2 separate regions of the Homo sapiens genome follow, and region 2 is linked to region 1. Evidence: chromatin loops called from intact Hi-C (ENCODE). Cell type or tissue: heart right ventricle. All regions are shown on one strand. Region 1 holds the start of PPP3R2 (protein phosphatase 3 regulatory subunit B, beta). Region 2 overlaps GRIN3A (glutamate ionotropic receptor NMDA type subunit 3A).

Region 1 (2,500 bases):
ATCTGGCAAGATATCTGAACACAAGCAAATGAAAACAGTTCACCTAACACCCATGCAAATTATAAATTTCCTCCCATATACAAAATGATGAGAAATAACAGCAAAAATGTATACTTTCTTATTTTTGAACTTTTAAAGTTCTAGTTTGGTCTTTGAATCAAAACAAAGTAAAAGATGTTTATAAAAGCCATTTCCTTTTCTTTCCCCACTATGCTCATTTGACTTGCTCTTCCCCCTATAGGGTACCCTGAGTCATTCAGAGAAGGAGAATTAATAGCACTGAGTTGGTGATGAAGCTCCTGTTAGGACATATGGCTTCACAAAAAGAAATACTTCCAGATAAGTCAGAGAGACAGTTGGACGTCTTGAGCAAATCTTGAAAGAGATAGGGAAGAAAGCAGAAGTTGTTGGGTGGTGCTTGTAAGAAAAAGGCTCATACGATGAGGACCAGCTTCTTGTGGATCTCCAGGTCTCTGACCACAGCACTGAATTCCTCAAAGGATATCTTCCCATCGCCATCCTTGTCCAGGATGATGATGGTTTTGTCGACCAGCTGCTGGAGCTGCCAGTCCGTCAGGTTGTTGCCCACCATCATCTTCAGCACCTGGAAGAGCTCCCCGTTGGAAATGTAGCCATCTTTATCCATGTCGTAAATGCTGAACGCAAACCTCAACTTCTGCTCCTCGTCGCCCTTGACGCTGAACTGGGAGGTCCCCAGGATGAATTCCTTGAAGTCCACTTCTCCATCACCGTCGGTGTCGAAGACGTCGATCACTCGCCGCACCAACGGGTTGTGGCGCAGCTCCGGCAGGGACATGAACTCCTCCACGCTCAGAGACCCTGATTTGTCCAAGTCCAACTTCTTAAACCTCCTGCCCAGCCTTTTAATTTCATCATTGTCAAAGTGGGAGCACATCTCCGCCGGGTAACTGGCCTCGTTTCCCATTGTGGACATCTGGCAACGGCCACGGCTCAAAGGGTCGGAGAGGGGAGCAGGGGCGGTGAGCTCGGGCGGGGCTCGTGCCCGGACGGTTGGGCCATGGGGTGGGGGTAGAGGGCTCCCGGGGGCCCTGGTCGAGCAAAAGGGCAGGGGAGCGGAGGGAGGGGCGGCAGGTCAGAGAGGGAGCGGAGAGAGGAGGGAAAGAAGGAGGGAAAAGGGGGCGGAAGGGGAGGTGGGTGCTGTCTGGGCAGGAGTATAGGGAGGAGAGAATGGAGCCTGGGGGTGCCCGGGAGAGGCAGAGGTGGAAAGCTGGGCTGCCCCTTCTCTTTTTCCTTCTCTCAAACTCCTTGTACCTTTCCATGATAACCCCAATTTCCCTGGCAATTATTTTATCTACTTATTTCTTTTTTTTTTTTCTCTGAGAAAGTAAACCCCAAAGGAGAAGGGATCGCACCTGTGTTATTCGCTGCAGTATCCCAGAAGCACAGTGCTTCACAGGCAATATGTGCTTAATAAATATACGCCGAATGACTGAACTGCAACCAAGGACACTGTATACTTGCTTTACAGACCTAGTGTAAGGATGAAACAAGGTGACACATCAAGGCATTGATATAGTATGTTTTCCACGATTCCCTGGGAGGGGAAGCCGGGATTGACATCCTTCTGTACCTTTTTCAGGACGTAGGATTCAGAGTGTTTGTAAGAGACCAGGCAGATACCGCGCAGAATTTCTTACATGGATCACCTACAGGCACTAACATATTCCCGAGGAATATAAACAATGCTGAATTCAGGGCGTTTTTCAAGATGACACAGGTCTCAAGAACACAACCTCTGTTACTCTGTTCCCTCTTATCCATCATCTCATGCCCGAGTCACATCTTTGTTGTTGGTGCCTGGCGGCTATTCTGCAGAATACCTTGGGGGAAGGTCTGCAATGTGCCCAAAGAAGCCTTTTGTGTGTGTTGAGAGTGACAGTCGCCTCTGGATGATCTCACTTTTCTCCTTTTGTTTCAACTAGATTTGTTCTTTCTGTTGAAGACTAATCTCACATGCTCCCTCTTATTCCTTCTTCCTTTCGGAGCGCATCAATTACTCCAAATGCATAAGAAACAAATGTGGTTCAAGAGCAAACAGTTCAAAGGGACTTGGGGGAACCTCAGGCCACTACATCAAACTGAAAGATGCAAACACTCCTTCGCTTTAAAAAATGTTGGCAAGTTCTGTGTTCTATAGTTCAGCCAAAATATCAGTCTAAAGATAACCATGCTGGAACTAGCAAAACTAAGCCACTGATCACCTTATCATTAAGTCTGGCCATTTTACTTTCCTCTATAAACAAATGATAATCCATGGATATGTTTTAAAGCTGATTATGGGCATTACACAAATGAAACCCCCTTTCCCAATTAGACTGTTATATTGGAATGTTTTTTTGTTTCATTTATTTGCTTGCTTTTCAGTTATTCAGAGAAATGAGCATGGTACAGTTTGCATATAAGCCTATTGAATTTGCAATATTAAGGATACCACCTTAAATTATATTACAAGATGCCT
Region 2 (2,500 bases), 60 kb after region 1:
CTGTCCTGTGACAGATAAAATACTTTTTAAAATAATGTTGCTTTCCTAGTAAAACCAACTTTTAGGGAGTGGAATGATTAATACTCACCCTAAAACCAAAAACCATTTTTTCCTGTATCTGAGAACTGCTATTTAGAACTTTAGGCACATATTTAAGTATTTTGTTCTCTTGGTTTGTGTCTCTACTTTGTTTTCACCTTCCACTTATTATTGATACAATTTGATATTCTGAAACATAATCTTTCTTGTATCTATTTTCCATTTTATATGTATGATTGATAATTTATATTTAACTATGCTAAAACTCTATTGTATGTGTACCTCATCACTAAGCTGAAAAAATATTGTCAAGTGTAATACAAATGAAAATTGTATTATCGCTGAAAATAATAATATAATTTAATTGTTTGAAGTAATATTGAAATATTTAGAGCTGACTTGTGTGGTTAGGAGCTCTTTCTGGGCTTTTCCATTTGGTGGCAATCTTTGTATTCTCCAAAATGAATTACATCTTTAGCAGGTAAATATTTCACATTGAATCCTCTTGGTCTCTTTTAAAATTGCGTACCTATTTTTTCATTCAATACAGTGTTTTATTATCTTATCTGATTTTGTCATCTTAATTAGTTACCTTTTGAATATTATCTTACAGTCTTTGAATCTTAAGTTTTTTTTTCTTGTGACTGAAGAGGAGGCATTTTATAGAAAATGGCTTTATGTTTTATCATTACAAATTCTGCTCTGGTACATACACATGCACATATATATATACCTATGCACACACATATCAAATATACATAAGTACTATATTATACATGCTTTATATTTTCCATTATATATTATACATAATATATACATGTATGATATACAAATACTCTATGTTATATACCGTATATAACATATGCATATCATATATATGTGTAACATAATGTGAAATTTACATACATATTTCTTGTTGATGTCTAGTCTATGTTATTTTATACAAATTATTTTCTGATCGTTTCCCACTTTTTCCTCTCATATATCCACACAGCTCTTCCTATCATTCAGAGGGAGACTGATTCCCTGTGTACTCCCTTCAAGGTCTCTTTTTTTTTCCTCATTTACTTTATCTGCCTATTAAGAGAGGTTTCCTCTCCTCTTTTCCTCCATAATTTTAATTCATCATTCAGAATTCATGTTTTCTTCCTCAAGGAGGCTTTCTCTGACTGTGTTCCTCACATCAAGCCCAGTTTGCCAGGTTTCTGTTAATATATTTGGGATAATATTCCATTCTTCATCGTAACACTCATCTCATGGGTATGGTCATTTAAGGTCTAATTATCTTGCTAAAGTGTAAGATTTTGGAAATGGCGGGTAGGGATCTGACTTGTCTGCTATTGTATTCCTAGCCTTTATCTTAATGGCAAACAGACAAAATACATATGGTGACATATATATTTATGGAATTGATGGGTGAATGAATTTCCTTCCTGCCATTCTCATTTAAAAAGTAATTTGTATACTTAAAGTCATTAGTCAATATGACTAGGCATTCAATATAGTTTTTCCTATAATTGCTATAGAGGACAGGTTAATTACAGTACTCAATGGCTGAAAGCATTTCAACAACTTTTGCCCATGGGGAGCTATAATTTCAGCTTAAGATATCATAAACCACTCAAAGATTTCATGTAGTTACCAGAGCCTTGGGCTAAAATTATAATCCTGAAAACCTTCGCTGCCTATTAGTCATTTGGTACATGACCTAAAGCAAAATATATTCTGCAATTTTGGACTTCAGTTTGGCTCTCAGTAGACTGACTACTTGATTTCATATTTGACCTGCAAGATATTCAGCTCCTTGAAAGTTAAACCATCTAAAAACTTATGGTAATTCACAAGTACTAGATGTGCATTGAACAGTAATTAAGTGAGCATATTATGAATTTCTTTTTCTGATAATTGTTCTTCTCAAACTACACTCTCAAAATGCTGAGCAAAGCTTTGAGAGCTGTAAGCATTCTTATCATTGTATGCTTAATATGTTTTTGAATATAGTTTAATATGAGGCAGCACATTGTCCCAAAAATTATGATGGATCTGAAATTAAAACTTGGGTTTAAGTAGCAGCTTGATCCTTGGAAAAATCACTTAACTCCTCTGAGCCTCAGTCTCCTCCAACAGCAGATGCATTTTCTGCTTCACAAAGATGTAGGGAATCAATTGAGGTGATGAAGTGAAAGTGTTTGGGAGGCAATGAAGGACTTTACAAATGATGTGTGTCATAATTATTTGTCATATTAGTGAAGCAAAATAGTCATTTTCTAAAAGGTTGTAAAAATGAAAAGAAAATAATGGGATTAGGATAAAAGACTTGTATTTTCAGTATGTAATACTTTTTCCACTTAACAGCATTCAATTGCAGATGAGAGGCCTGTGTAAAAGTGTGCAGATGATAAAATTATGTGAATACAGGGGCAGCACCTTTCATTTCTTCAGAGAAGCTGGGAAGAGTGAT

What was found. Peaks named below come from ENCODE experiments on the same cell type or tissue, not always from the same donor. Only the 100,000 strongest peaks of a DNase experiment are listed, where the experiment ranks them.
Region 2: it touches region 1 in a loop (5-fold over the local background); 2 of 110 quality-filtered maps call a loop at or near these places.

Annotation. Positions count from the first base shown.
Region 1 is chr9:101,593,976-101,596,475 of GRCh38, forward strand. The region is part of intron 6 of GRIN3A (glutamate ionotropic receptor NMDA type subunit 3A); the gene reads right to left. PPP3R2 (protein phosphatase 3 regulatory subunit B, beta) reads right to left here and starts at 994. Exons shown (of 1, transcript NM_147180.4): 1 at 1-994. The coding sequence starts at 946. The coding sequence ends at 434. LOC105376186 (a long non-coding RNA gene) reads left to right here and starts at 999. Exons shown (of 3, transcript XR_001746863.2): 1 at 999-1,113; 2 at 1,368-1,533; 3 at 1,622-1,840. In heart right ventricle, no CTCF peak of the experiment used is centred here; no DNase peak of the experiment used is centred here.
Region 2 is chr9:101,653,525-101,656,024 of GRCh38, forward strand. All of the region lies in intron 3 of GRIN3A (glutamate ionotropic receptor NMDA type subunit 3A), which reads right to left. Among named protein-coding and RNA genes, the nearest start is that of PPP3R2, 60 kb to the left of the region's middle. In heart right ventricle, no CTCF peak of the experiment used is centred here; no DNase peak of the experiment used is centred here.